Regions from separate parts of the Homo sapiens genome. Here region 2 is linked to region 1. Evidence: read pairs that join two places in POLR2A ChIA-PET (ENCODE). Cell type or tissue: OCI-LY7. All regions are shown on one strand.

Region 1 (8,000 bases):
GTTGCCTCTTAGCCTCCCAAAGCTTTCAGCCTACTTGGGAAAGCAAGCATTAAGAAAATAAGTTCAAGGCCAGGCACAGTAGTTCACTCCTGTAATCCCAGCATTTTGGGAAGCTGAGGCAGGAGGACCACTTAAGCTCAGGAATTCCAGACTAGCCCTGGCAATATAGCAAGATCTTGCCTCCATAAATAAATAAATAAGCCAGGCATGTTGTCACATGCCCTCAATCCCAGCTACTTGGGGGACTGAGGTGGGAAGATAACTTGAGCCGGAGAGATCGAGGCTGCAGTGAGGCCTGATCATGCCATTGCACTTTAGCCTGGGTGACAGACCCAGACCCTGTCTCAAAAAAAAAAAAAAAAGAAAAGAAAAAAAAGAAAAAGAAAATAAGTAAATAAGTTCAAGTGTGAAGTGATTCACCTGTTCTTATAAAATGACAGAAGCTGGTGGCCTACAGTTTGTAGAGTTGGGATGTCTGCCTCTTTGAAGAAATGACAGTTAAGCTGAGATATGAATAGAAATAAGAGTTGGTCAAGAAATACAAGTCAAGCTTATGATGACTCTTACAGAAGCAATTTTAATAATAAGATACACTGACTCTTTCTCAGTTGAATCTTTGGAATATCATCTTTGTCACTCACAACACCTTGATATTTTTCACCCAGCTTCATTTCAGGGTCTCTAACATAGCCCTCATGTCATAGATTCTACTAAGTGTCAGCTCATTCCCTGAGAGATGAGCCACAGTTCCAGTGTTTTTTGTTTGTTTGTTTTTGTTTTTGTTTTTTTCGGATTCCAGTTTTGTTCAGAGTAATAAGGGGTAAGTGACTTAAGAGGCAAATACCACTGAAGTATGAGCTGTGAAAATATCCCAAAGAAACACAGGGCAGGCTGGGGTGATACAGCACATCAGAAAGGCACAGATATGAGTTCTCCAAGACTAGCTGTGTTTGCAGCAAGATTCTGTGGCCTCAGGAATCCTGGTTGGGGACCCCAAGCTGACCTGCAAAGCCAACACTGATGACTGCCCAGGGCTGCCAGACAGAACAGTCTATGTTATCACAGCAAAGGAGCTCAGGGATAAAAGACCGAAGGAAGGTTTCAGCAGGAGTCCTGTAGATGACCAGGAAGGCTTGTGGGAGGGGAAAAGAGAGACGCATAAAGGGCCCCCCGACTTTGGGGATGCAGCAATCTGGGATTCAGTTCCATGTGTTACTCCCTTGCTGGGCAATGTAAACTAGTCTCTAGGTCATGCAGAGCCTTAATATATGAACTAAGACTGCAAACTGTAGCACTTAGAGACAGTGCACATATGGCAATGAACATCCATCTTGGCACTTGATAGTGTGCAGTAAGAAATAGATATTTTTATTATCGACAGTTGTTAGAAACCAGACTGGGTTTAAGATACGTTCAGACAGGGATGGGTGCACAAAGAACACACAGCAGATGCTGTCTGGAATTGGTGGGGCAGCAAGCTGGGAAGACAGAAAAGCAACCTGTATCAGGGCTCTTCTCTCCCTGAAAAGGTACAAGAGGAGCAGAGGAGAGAATGCATGCATGGCAGGGCCCCGGGAACCCGGACTCAGGCCAGAGCAGCACCAAGGATAAGTTGGGCTCAGCAGCAGCAGCAGCAGCAGCAGCAACAGCAGCAGCAGCAGCAACAGCAGCAGCAGCAGCAGCAGCAGCAGCAGCAGCAAAGCTTTTTTGATGTGGTGACAGTGAATCCTACAGATCCAGTGCCCGGGATTCTGCAGCCACCACCGCAGTCCTCATGACTGGTGACTTTCCCTCTGCTTTAGGCACCAGCTGGTCTGAGGAGACAAGGCAGTAATTAGAATAATTAGGACAAATCATCACAGTGAATTAATGAATCACCAGCCTCCCCCTGGCACGATGGAAGGGTTCAACAAAGAGTGTAACTCCTGGAAATGCCATGGACAATAAATATTCCTGAACTTCTGTGGCACTGCCCGTGTCCAGGGGACAGTTCATTAGGAGGAAAACAACTTTCCCTGTTCCAGATTTGGCTGATCTGGCCAATTTGAACACATGTTTAACTGAATTTTTATTAAGATAAGATCCTGGGGGTTAGACCATGTGACAACATGAAAGCATTACAAATGCAATTATTAAGGTGGAGCCACATGCAAATGATCTTTCTCTAAAAAGAGAGAAAAAGTAAAAACACTACAGGGTTCATTTTCCTTTACTCTGGTTCCTGAACTACAGGCAGGATTTTGGCATTTCAGCAGACAGTCATTGTGATGTGTGACCGTATTTCATTCACCAGGAATCAGCGGGTACAAAGCACTGAGTTTCATATGACGCACATACTGTGATATAGACACTATGCTAAACATGTGACATAAAGGGGTTTTGGTATTTAATACTCACAATAATTATATAAAATATATGTTATTATCTCCAGATTACATAAGAGAAAACTAAAAGTTAGATCGATTATGTACCCTGCCTGAGGTTGCACAGAGAGGAAATGATGGATGAGACTCCCGTCAAGAGTCCACTTCTCTGCCTATTTTCTTCTTAACGTGACTCCACAAGTCGCTATTATAGTAGCTTTGTCTTGTTGAGAATTGCTTCTCTGCTCTGCAGCACTTTCCTGAAAAATAAAGCCTGATTAGCTGAGATTGACGTGTAAGGTAAAATGTAAAAGACTTTGCATTCAATGATTGTACATACCCTCTACTGTGCCAGAGTGTCCCTCAAATTTGCTCTTCTGTTCTTTGAATTCTGAAACTGAATGCATTTTGAGTTGCTGGTGTTCATTCAGAAAATTAATTTGGAAGGAACAAACAAGAAACTTTATTTTCCAGGTGTGTAGCTGTCATCAGTAATGTTCTGGACAAACATCTGTAATATCACCAATGGCAGAAGACCAGCATGGAAGAAATAACCTTCAGATTGGTGCAATCATTGCTCTGAGTCTTCTAGAGCTAACAAATAATAGACATTTGCAAGATGGTGGTAAAGTCATCCAGGAGGCATTGAGGAAGGTTGACGCAGATAATATTTCCTCAAGAGGATGGGCCCAGGCTCTGTGATCTAGCCAACACAGGTGCATGAAAAACAAGTTTAAAAAAATTACTTCAGGTTCCTAATGACTTTGGAGAAATGGGATAATTACCCATCATACCATTTCTGTCAAAACCCAATGACTTTGAGATTGGATGATGGCACCCATGTATTCTTATCTTTCAGACAAGAAGAACTACCATTCAACACATTTCCTCATTTAAATATCATAACACAGTTAGAAGACAGACAATATTTATTCCCATTATGAGGAAAAAAAGAAAAATTGAGTCTTGCAGACAGTAGGCAAAACTAAGAGGGTCACAGTCAAATACTAATAGAACTGGGATTCACAACTGTCTTTAAGGACAGAATTTCAGGCATCTGAAAATGACTATATGTATATGTTTGTTTATGTACACGTGTATGTACATGTATGTATACATAAATGCATATACTTTGAAGAGTGGAATAATTTCAGTGCTCTTCAAATCACTCCACATTTTTATGTTTAAGTATATAATGTCACCTCCTTACTACAGTCTTGAAATGTAACTTTTTAAAATGATATCTTAAAACTGTAAAGGAGTGGTAGGCTAGAAATCCTATTAGCCAAGTCTCTTATTTTATTAAAAAAAAAAAAAAAAAAAGGACTCAAAGCCCCAAGGGCTGTGCCGAATTGCACAGGACTCACAGAAAGCTAGTACCTGAGCCAGAAATTTCACCAGGGGTCTTCTGTGCCAATCACAGCCTTTATCCTGCTTTTAGTCCTCGGCCTCATCGGTGGCAAAGCATTCAGACACTACACACACACACCCCAAGGGGAAGAAAAGCTATTTTTCGTCCCAGATTGCATTTCCTTTTCTGAAACCTCCACTAACTCTTCTCCTGGAACGCCCAGGTATTCACTCTATTAGCATCCTCTCTGAAGAAACAGAAAAGGTGATTAGAAACAAAGGAAGAAAAGCTAGGGAAACTCCTACTCCCGCCTGCCGCTTTGAATGCCACTCCGATGTCCTCCACTTTCTTTACATATTCCCCTGCGCTGCGTGCCTATTGTGAGCACTAATGAACCTGCAGCCGGCCTCCAGGAGAGCGCTGCAGACGCACCTGGCGCCCAGAGAGGCGGACCAGGCTGCCCCAAAGGGAGCAGCCAGATGCAGGAGGAGGAGGCTTCCCAGAGAAGACTTCCACTGCCGGCTTCTTTTCTTCTGTCTTCCGAAGGAAAAAAAAAAGAAGTCAGGGAGGAATTCAATAACAACTCAGCCAAACACCAAGACAGCCACAAAAGAATAGCCTCTTCCAGAAGGTGGGATGAATAGCGAAGCATCCAAGGGAGGCCACCGGCGCTCCTCGGGCGCTCTGAGCGGCCCCTTACACAGGGCGATCTGCATTCCTAAGAATTAGAAGATTCTAGTGCGGTCCACAGGCTCCGTGCCCATTCCCCTCTGACACTTTCTTTGTTCTGCTTTAGGAATTTGTTAAGTTTGGGCTTATGTTCCTGCTGGAGGAGCAACGCTGGCACCTGAATTACAGCCCGATGGCGGGGGATGAGCTGAGTGCTGAGCCTCCGCGAGGGAAGCGCTGTTCAAGCTGCTGGTTGACTTTTCCTGGGGCTGGGGGATCCACCTTCACCAGTCAGCAGAAGTTAGACCGCCTCACAGGCACTCTGTGTTGCTCTCAGTGCTGGAGGCCAGGACCTGAGGGCCGAGGACAGAGCTTGGACAGAGAGGACCGCAGCCTGGGTTTCCCTTGGCCACTGGGAGCACTGGCATCCTTGGCCAAGTTACTGCTTCCCTTTGACGCTCAGCTTCCTCCTGTGTTAATATTTATTTGGTCTGAGGCAGTGCTCTCAGATATGAAACCCATCTCCAAAGAAAATTTTACAAGGAAGCCCTATTTGTAGAACAAATAGAAACTACTCTAATTAAAGCAGCTGGAAGATGAGTAGGGTGTTAGACCGAGGAATTTTAATATTTGTTATACTTAACATCTGGAAACCAATCGTTTCAAGTATAATTCTTGATTACTTACTTTGGCTGAAGCTGCTCACAAAAAAACAAGATATTCTCTGACCACCTAATGAAAACACTCTGCCCCCGGGAGCTCTCTGTGCCTTACACTGACGTACTTTTCCTTCTACTGTTTATCGCCTCTGATGCTATATTATGAATTTATTTGCTTATGTCCTTATTGTATATTTTTCTCATTAGACGCACACTCCATCAGGATCAGGGTTCTTTTCGTTTTATTTGCCATTATATTTCTAGCACTCAAAATAACGCCTGGCACATAATAAATACTTGTTGAATATATGTCTGGATTTCCCAGAATTTAATTGGAATTCTCATGTTCCCCCAAACTTGTATACATGTAGGGCCACCTCAAAGTCTGAGCGGTGAGATGAGTGTTCCCTTGCTCAAGAGTTATTTTCTCTGGGGGAAAAAAATTGAGATGTTTAATTCCTAAGAAGTGCAAATTCTACATATTTTGCTGTACCAAAAATAATCACCCTCTTCATAAAAATTTCAAAGGCACAAGGAGGACCTCAGCATGCATTCCAGAAAAAAAGGCTGAAAAGGGTAGAGCAGCAGAGGCTGGTGCCATACAGTCGACCCATGAGCACTGTGTATGTATGGCCAGGGAGCTCCAGGACACCACTCATCAACTAGAGAGCTCTATAATCAGCAGCAGAGAGCAGGCAGCCTCAGGCTTCAGACTCCTAAAAGTTTTGACTGCATCCCAGGAAATGTCTGAAAATTTGAACAAGTGTGAATTACTGGGTTATTAACACAATTCTTCACAATGGTTCAGGTGCCCTTAGAAGACTTTCGGCCCCTCTTAGGGATGGTGCTAGCCTTTCCCTCTGGAGGAGAATTGCGCAGCGGAAGGAGGCCAGGCTTGGGCTTTAGAGTTGTGTTAAAACTCAGTTCAAATCTACTACTCACTGATTCTGGGAACTTCGAATTTCTATGTCTTACATGTAAAATAAGGTTAGACATAGCTCTCTAATAGGAGTTTGTAATAATTGCAGATACTGTTTATAAAACATCCACCATAGTGCAGAACACAGAGCATTATTATTTTCCACCACTATGACTATAGTTGATGCAATATTAAAAGGTAAGATGCATATATTAACTTCAGTCAACATAAAGAGACATTCTGTGTGGCTACATTACAGCATAAAGCAAGGATGAAGCATAAACCTTCTGAAAATCCAGTGTTTATTAACATAGCTAAGATAAATGGCACTGCCCACAATATACAAAATAAGGGAAAAACATTTAATCTCTCTGTTTCTTTCTGTCTTTTACTTTACTTTTCAAATTGATGGAAAAAGTTCTTTCCACTTTGTTTAAAGTAATTCAATTCAGATACGAGGTCTCAATATATGACTCTGACTTTAACACATTCCAAATTCTTTTCAAATGTATTTTAAATATAAAAAATGTAACCAAACAAAATGTTTTCACTCATAATTTAGTTTCAAGATGGTAGCCTGAATCACAAGGTATAATTCACGGTCCTTCTATAGTATTTGGCAATATGCTTTAGAAGGAAATATGCTCAATGTTTAAAATCTTGGGCTCTGGAGAAGAAAATTCCCAGAACTGTCACTTCTGAGCTGACTGAATTTGGCCCAACTGTAAAATGGTTCTAATAGCCTCTATCTCTTGGGGATGCTATGAGGATGAATTTAAATATGCATATAAAACATTTTTAATAGAACTTGACACATTATAAGCCTTCAAAGAATGTTTTCTGCTGTAATTTTTTATTATTTTGTTTTTATCATCAAAAGTTATAAAGCAGATATTGAAAAATGTCACATCTTTAAAACCCCTCACAGAAAGCAATAATTTTTTTTTTTTTCCTAAGGGTAATGTGGACCTTTGACTCATGCCAGTTGAGCAGAATACTGTTTGTTCCAAACACTATCAAATTTCTCAAAATTGATCTTCAAAGATTTAAAGCAGAGTGGTGTCTACATAATAATGAATATCTACAAACAAAAGAAAATATTAATGATGTATACAGATGTTCCCAAACATATGAGTTGCTTTCTTAAAAATAATCCTGTACTTCTTTAGTGTACAAAGACTTAGATATTTTAATTTCTTAGATCTAGTAAACATAACAATCATTATACTCAAGATGAGTTTACCCAAAATGCACATTTCTCAAATAAAGTCAAAACTATACATGATACTTAAGCAATCAAAAGTTTCATAATTAATTAAAGAAAGATCCAGGGACATAGAACAAAATTTGGTTAAAGGTGAAAAATCTTTTAGTGCTTTGTCAATTCTCATTATCAGGACTTTTTTCTCTGACTTTTTTCCTCTGTCCTGTAGACATCATCCTTCCAAAACCAAGAGAGCCACAATCCTTGTCTCTGAATTGAATAATCATTCTATTCTGTTGCTTTTCCAAACTTCTCCAGATCACAGAAGTTTGGAGTTAGAAGCGCTCTTACCCAGGGGGTGTCTAGCATGGCGGTTCAGGAAATGCACTGTGGAAGCCTATAGACTTGGCTTTAGAATAAGTTTGGCCATTTATGAACTCTAGTTCTCTTCGCACAAGTTACCAAATGTCATCAAGCTTCACTTGCCCCAACTATAAAATGAAGCTAACAACAACAACCTTGCAGGGTTGTTAAGGAGACTGAATTAAAAAATGGATATGAAGTGCTCAACTCAATGGCATAATAGAACTTGTTTCTTTTCCGTAAGATGATACTTGCTCAGAATGTAATTGGATGAGCCTCAGAATGCAATGTTTCATGGTATTTTCCCAGAAAAATAATTCATTTATTGAAATATTAGACTATGTTGAAAGATATTTAAACGAAGCTGAATGGAAGATAATAATATTAATACTAAATATCACAGACACTCTAGGTATGAATATAAAAAACTGTCCATTTATCTTACAAGATCTTGATCCTTTTGGCTGGTTTG
Region 2 (8,000 bases), 150 kb after region 1:
TAAGGCTCAAACCACCGGAGTGACTGAAGTTAACTCTTGTCACATGTTTGTTTTGCCATCAGGCTGATAATAACCTTAAAAGCCATCTTTATATTACCAAAATTAAAAAAGGTGTCTTCAGAAGCATTGGAGTATCTCTTCATGCAAAGTTGGATTCAGAATGCTAAGATAATGGAAAATGAAAAGAAAATGATTATTGTGGTAGATTCTGTGAGTCAGTCTTTGTTCTCTCCCGTAACTCCAAACTCATTTCAAAAAGCATGAAATGCTATCAGTTAATGGAGGCAAGTTAAAGATGGCCATATTATAACTGAAGAAGGGCTGCTAAATGTTTAGATAATAGTCATCAATTTGCCATCATTGGCAGACATCTCCCCTGAGAGTCCTTTCATAAATTCTCCAGCTCAATGCACCCAGAAGAAATCTACTCCTAGGCAGCATTACAGATTGCCAGCTGTGAAGAGCCTGCCCCACCCCTTGTCACAGCTCAGAGAGTTTGCATGACAAAAGAATAATTGAATTGGTAATGCAACAGTACATGACATAGATCACCATTTTGCAACAGGAATGTTCAAGTCATGAATAATGAAGTGATTTCCTCCAGAGTAATTTATGGAACAGGTACATTAGCAAAGCAAGCTCCTGTAGGTGTGAAAATGCACCCACCTCTGACCCAGGGGAGCTCAGTGAGGTCTCTCAGCTCATTTAAATCCCTTTCATTGTGACTTCCGCTTAGAGCAGGTAGCAGGGCAGCAGGTATGACGAAGGGGGGATATTTTTGTTTCATTATATTTTATTTTTTTTAATGCCTTGTGGTATCTTGCCACAAGAGTAAGAGAGAGGTTTTCTAAAGCAGTTTAATATTGAACATCAAGCAGTTGCCAAGGAATCATAACCTCTGATCATTTCTGGCCTCTATTGAGTTTGAGTCGTTACTTCTGGTCACATTACTGAATGCAAACCACTCAACAGTTAGTGCTTCCAACAGGTTAGCTGTCGGGAAACTGATATGTGGGAAAATAAGACTCCATGTTTAGACACTGAAAAAATTATCTTTTCTCATTTACAAAACTCTAAATTATTTATAACAAAGATTTGATTTGAAGAATAAAAGAGTTTGTACTTCTTAAGAAAAAGGTCCTGAGGAATTGCTATTTACTCTTACATCAATAGAGAAACCATCTTAGCAGAGCATTACAACACTGCAAGAAAAGGGGAGAGAATGAGGGAAATGGCATTGTTTTAGGAAGATTTGATTCAACTATTGGAATCAGCGGAGAAGGATACTTCAAAATATGGAAATTTGGCATGATAAGCACTTTAAATTAAAAGAAATTGGGAGGCCTTAGAAGCTGCCTCAGAACCAAAAATTTTCTAACCTTCTCTTGTTTCTCACCCACCGCCCAACCCCCAAGCACACGGAGGGACTGTCTCTGGAATTCCCTAATCTGATAAAGGAAAATTTGTCCCCAAAGAAATGCAATTGCCTTTGCCCCACTGCCTAGGAATCTCATCAAATAACAAGGGAAGATTTATCACCAGAGAAGAGAAGAGGCTAAAAATCATCACCATACCCAGACAGATTTTTTGTCTGTTTTTCTGAGGGCAGCTCTGAGAGATTACCTGAAAGACTTCATTTGCATAATAAGACAAGCTTTGTTCACAGTGAAGTTCTTACCTTCCACGAGATCCCCCAGAGCTCAGAGAAACTTTGTTCCAAGCCATCGTTCTTTGAGCTCAATCATTTGCCCCCCATATTATTTAAACCCCTCTAAATATGGCCTACAGACCTCACATTTAAGCCTCAACCATCTAGCCCCTCTTTGAGTCTCCTTTCTGTGGGACTCCCAAGTGTATATGCACATTAATAAATTTGTTGTGACGTTTTCCCCTATTAATCTGTCTATTGTTAGTCATTTTAGTGAAACTTCAATGGGCAGAGAGGAAGCATTCCCTCTACACTTACATAAGCAAGAAGGTCTAAGAGAAAGCCCACTGGATTCTCTTGCCAACTAGACTGTATTGTTAGCAATAATTAGAGAAAACAAAAGTGGATTAAATACAAGAATCATGATCATTACCACAATAATAGTAACAATAGCCACTATTTATTCAGTTTTTACTGTTTATCAGATACTGTGCCAAGCATTTTCCATACGTTTTCTTATTTCATTTTACCAGTACCTCCATAGCATTGGTAATATGTGTGTTCTCATTTTGTAGATAAGAAACCAGAATATCAGAAATTTTAAGTAACTTGATGAAAATCAACAAATGACTGAACTAGAAAGCAAGCCTAGCTTTATTTTTTCCCAAAGGATCAAATTATTGTTTTTACCCAGCCACATGAAAATCAAATCAAACAAACCAAGGAGAACATAAATTATTCTTACAAAAAGCCTGAATTCAGCCCTTTTTTGCACCAAGCACCATGTGAGGCACTAGCAATACAAAAATGAAGAAAAAGTCTCTGCCTTCAGGTTGCCCACAGTCTAGTAGGGAAGTAAAGTCATAAACAAATATTCCTATGTGTTTTAATTTTGGTACATAATGGATAGTATCTCAATCTAGGTGCTTTACGTACAAGGCAAATAAATGAACTCTGGGCAACTAAAGCAGGAAATGATCTGTACAGAAAAATAGAGAATAGTTGTATAAGGACAACACACTTAAGTAACAGTGGATGAACTCAGCAGAGGCTTGATTATTGTTGATGTGGTAATCTGAAACAGTGGGGTATCTGCCAAACAGTGACCCAGGGAGTGAGGCTGCTTCCACGTTGCAGTTCTGCCTCCAAGTGGTTTTGAAGGAAGAGAATGATCGAGGAGGCACATTGGTTTTTATCTCCTTGGGTCCAGAAGCTAACATGTCATACATTCTCACAGTCTATTGGCCAGAACCAGTCACATGCCCCAAATTAACTTCAGAGAAGGATGAGATGACTGGTGGGCAGGAGCACTCTGGTTTACAGAACTAACAGTAAGATGACAGCGGTGGATATGAGGCGAGAATGCAACCAGGACACCCTAGGGAACTTGGCCATCTCATCAGGACCCCTCCTGCTGGAGTGAACGAACACCATTTTTCTTTCTTTACGTCTCTTCACTTGAGAGATGTCACATGTTGCCCAGATGAAGACAGAAGCATCTTGATTTATAGCCCACCAATACCACATGCAAAGAGAAAGAGAAGCTAATCCCCAAAAGGGAAATAAGGAGAAATAGGCATTAAAAGGTGAATGAGAATTTTTAGGTAAAAAGAGGGAGGGGGAAAAACATTAAGGAAAACCCACAGAAAACAAAAATGGCATGCCGACCCAGGAAGCTTCTTGCTGTTTTTGATGACTGGTACTGAGTCCATGAGACAAAAGAGATGACACTGGAGATGCTGAGCAGTGGCCATCATACAGAGTGTTGTTTGATCATTTAATTCTTTTTTTTTAAATTTATTATTATACTTTAAGTTTTAGGGTACATGTACACAATGTGCAGCTTAGTTACATATGTATACATATGCCATGCTGGTGCGCTGCACCCACTAACTCGTCATCTAGCATTAGGTATATCTCCCAATGCTATCCTTCCCCCCGCTACCCCACAACAGTCCCCAGATTGTGATGTTCCCCTTCCTGTGTCCATGTGTTCTCATTGTTCAGTTCCCACCTATGAGTGAGAATATGTGGTGTTTGGTTTTTTGTTCTTGTGATAGTTTACTGAGAATGATGATTTCCAATTTCATCCATGTCCCTACAAAGGACATGAACTCATCATTTTTTATGGCTGCATAGTATTCCATGGTGTATATGTGCCACATTTTCTTAATCTAGTCTATCATTGTTAGACATTTGGGTTGGTTCCAAGTCTTCGCTATTGTGAATAGTGCCGCAATAAACATACGTGTGCATGTGTCATTTAATTCTATCAGCTGTAAGCAAATGGTGCAAACTGGGGTGCAACCCACCCCAGGTCAGTGGACTGCCCTCTGCACCCTGAAAGTCATTCTGTTGTTCCCAAAATCTGAACATTGAGAAGAAATCACAAGTAAAGTAACACCTCTGCTTCTTCTTCGCAAACAGACTTGCCCACACATTCACATACATGTGCCCCCACATACACACATACATGTGTCTATACACGTATGCACACGTATAAACTCACATATGCCTACACACATCCACATACACACTCATGTGTCCCCACATACAAAAAGGCTTTCATGGAAAGGTGAAAGCAAAAGAGACACAAAAATCTCCAAGCTATCCCTAGTTTCAAAATTTGACATTGTCAATTGTGGAGAGTCCTTGCAAAGATTTAAATGGAGATGCACATGATCAAGTAAACTCAAAATAAAATTACTCTGGATTTAATGACACACTAGAGATGAAGGAAAGTCCTAGACTAGAAACTACATTGGTTCTTCTATCACTGCCTAGTGATGTGACCTCTGATGACTTGCTGGAATTTACCTAGACTCAGTTTTTTCATTATTATCACTATGGGACAATATTGTTTTCTTACTGGGGGTTCCAAATAAGAGCACGTGAAAGTGATTTAAAATTAATATGCATTCTATAGAAGTTCACTTTTCAAGTGGAAGCCCTCATCCATTTGTTCTGAAACCTAAAATACTTTTGGGCATAGACTCTAATAGACATAGTTCTGAAAGACAAGACATGGGAGGGAAGGGAGAATCCAGGGTTTGAGAAGACATAAAGTTCTTGCCTCTCCTTCAGGCTGCTCTGGGTTACTACCTAACACTGCTGATCACATAAGGTGCCAGTAATTGGCATTATGTACTCAGACTGATCAGTAATAATCCACTGAAACTAGAGAAAATCCATTTGTAAGCATTTAATTTTTGAAATGAAATTTCAAAGTGCAATTTTGGTCCTCACTAATGGCAAAGGCATAGTTAATTCAAGCTAGTTTCAACCAGATATAGAGAAATATAAAAATAGATCAGTCTGTTTAGTCCAAGAAAAATAATACAAAGTGTCAGTTAAATAATTATCACTAGGTAAAAGACCTATCTCTGTTCTGAGGAAAGAACAAAAATAAATAAAAACAGAGATTTGCTTTACCTACAAAAAATTCAAGTTATACATAAGGAGGAAGCTTAAACAATAGCTAATCCAGACAAATCATTAAGCAGAAAGAAGGCATAAAGTGAAAAATACTGTGAACTAGGAGAAAGAAAGTTATATTCTTGTCTCACTGGTAAAAAATGTGCCTTGGGACGTCACTTAATTATTTTGGTCTCAAAGCCCTAAGTAATAAAGCATAAGTAATATACAAAAAAATGCCTCTCTTCTCAAAAACTATCCTTCATCCAGCACCTCTAGTTTTTATTAGTTGCACATTATCCTCCTGGTCAGCCAGAATCAGACTCCAGAGCTATCCTTAATTCCTATCTCCTCACTCTGGCCACCTATGGATGATCTATCTCTTGATTATTCTACATTCCTGATTCTCACCTCCACTCGAAGTCCTTACAACTCCTTGCCTGGGTTGTAGTCAAGGTCCTAGGTGGTCTCTCAGCCTTGTGTGGCTCCACAGTCCAGGCCACTGGCTCACTGCTAGCTGGCAGGTTAATCTTGTACTGAGCTGTGGCTGTGTTCGCTGACTTGAGAGAAGCTTTCCCTGACTCCATTAAGTGAAATGCTGTTGTTTTTTATGATAACTTTAGGGCTATTTGAAAGTTTGCTCCAAAATATCTTTCTGAAAGTATACCTCAATTCAACTTTTTTTCTTGAAATTCCCTATGATCCAACCAAATTCTCTGTAGATTTATTCTAAATACTCCTTTTAGATGTGCACTTCTAGAAAGATGGAGCAACAGGGATTAGAGTCACTCTCCTGCCAGAACAACTAAGACACTGGATGCAATGGTTTTAGAGGCAATGGACAGTAGGCAACAAAAAGCCGTCATGTCTGAAAAACAAATAAGGTAGGACAGCACATGTACCAATTTTCCCCTTGCAGACAATTTCTAGATCACAAAAACAGGACAGGGAACCCAGGTGACGCTTGGAAGTGTCCCTGAACTGAAGAGATGGAACTGGGAGGCTACAGAGGACCAGGCAGCTAGAATTTACAAGGCCAAATTCCAGAAAGGAGAGAGCTGTCCCCAGAGAGTGTTCCAGAAGTATGCAAATGGTCTCACTCAAATCTTGAGCTGTCTGCTAATCAGGACATGTGAGTAGAGAAACTACTGAGGCCAAGGAAATAGCCATGCCCCCCAAATTAGAAGAAATGATACCTGGAACTCACACAGGCATAGAAATAATTCCCCTTCTCACCACCCAGAGTAGAAAGCCTTATAACTAACTCAAAGAGCAGCGGGTAAAGTACTCAGAAACATTCTGCTTCATTCGTTGGTAAAACTCGTGCTAAACTAAACATTGTTCTGATTTTGCCCAATAAAACGTACAAGAAAAATGAGAAAGGGTAAAACTGTTTCCAAGTAACATAACTGCATGCCAGAACAGAACTGAAGAATGCTGTATTTATAGATACACAAAACATGCAGCACCAAACAAAGTAAATTTTACAGTGACAAGCATTCAATTAAAAAATCATGGCTGGGTGCCGTGGCTCATGCTTGTAATACCAGCACTTTGGGAGGTCGAAGCAGGCAGGTCATGAGGTTAAGAGATCGAGACCATCCTGGCCAATATGGTGAAACCCCATCTCAACTAAAAATGCAAAAATTAGCTGGGCATGGTGGCGCGCACCTGTAGTCCCAGCTACTCGGGATGCTGAGGCAGGAGAATCACTTGAACCCGGGATGCAGAGGTTGCAGTGAGCCAAGATCGTGCCCCTGCATTCCAGCTTGGGTGACAGAGTGAGACTCTGTCTCAAAAAAAAAAAAAAAAAAAAATTCACTAGGCATGCACAGAATCAGGAACCACTCAATGATGCAAAATTGTGAGAAAAATAAATCAATCCAAACTAATCTAGAAACGACATAGATGACAGGCTTAATAGACAAAGACAATAAAAATCATTATAACTATACTGCATATAATCAAGAAGCTAGAGAAAAGCTTAAATATGTTAAGAAAACACAGAAAGATTAAAAAGTAGATGAAAGTTTAACTTCTAGAGGTGCAAACTACAACATCTGTGGTTAAAAACACACTTAATAAGATCACCAGCAGATTAGACCTTGCAAAAGGAAAGATTAGTAAACTTGAAGACATGGCAATAGAAACTGTCCAAAATGAAACAGAAAGAAAAAAAGAGCAGGAGAACAAAACGGGATAGAGCATCAATGAACTGTGGGGTAATTTCAAGCAGCCCAATATAATTGGAGCACTCAGAAGAGAAGAGAGGGAAAGGGCAGAAAACAGTATTTGGAGAAACAATGACTGAAACGTCTCCAAATTTAATGAAAAATTTAAGTTCATAGATCTTAGACTCTCAGTGAATTCTAAGCAAAAATCAAACAAAACTACACTAAGGTATGTTAGAAGCAATTTGCTGAAAACTGATAGTAGAGGGAAAAATCTTAAAAGCAGCCAGAAAAAGTTATACATTATATATAAAGAACAAATATAAGAATGATTCTAAATGGCCCTTTCCTATTCCCCTTCAGACCCTAAAAGATGAAGAATAGAAACTACCATCTCTTTATGGAGTCTGAATAAAGTCCAGACTGCTTTTCAAATCGAGGTTCGTGACTAAAGGGATACAACTGATTCCAAGAATGGGATCTTACTTTGTAATGTCCTTCCTGCCAATCTGGGCATTTCTTTTTACTAGTGGTCTGTTTCTCATGGTGACATTTGAATCAATAGATGTTTTATGAGTGCCTGCTCTGTGCAAAAGATTCACTTATCTAGAGCCTATTGCAATTTGCAGCTTAACCTGAAGCAAAATCAAGACAAGAGCACAACAGCCTGGGTGCTAAGTCTCAGCTTGACACTTAGTTCTGCCAGTCACTTAGAACACACTTTCTGCCTACATGGTCAATGAGAAAAGTGGAGCTGGGTGGTATTT

What was found. Peaks named below come from ENCODE experiments on the same cell type or tissue, not always from the same donor. Only the 100,000 strongest peaks of a DNase experiment are listed, where the experiment ranks them.
Region 2: POLR2A ChIA-PET joins it to region 1 with 12 read pairs; 2 of 35 experiments call an interaction of 5 or more read pairs at or near these places.

The regions. Positions count from the first base shown.
Region 1 is chr2:122,657,603-122,665,602 of GRCh38, reverse strand. LOC107985943 (a long non-coding RNA gene) reads right to left here and starts at 6,386. Exons shown (of 2, transcript XR_001739690.2): 1 at 2,704-6,386; 2 at 558-2,623. RefSeq lists an enhancer at 3,750-4,408. In OCI-LY7, no CTCF peak of the experiment used is centred here; no DNase peak of the experiment used is centred here.
Region 2 is chr2:122,509,551-122,517,550 of GRCh38, reverse strand. No RefSeq gene overlaps it. Among named protein-coding and RNA genes, the nearest start is that of LINC01826, 560 kb to the left of the region's middle. RefSeq lists an enhancer at 176-1,102. In OCI-LY7, no CTCF peak of the experiment used is centred here; no DNase peak of the experiment used is centred here.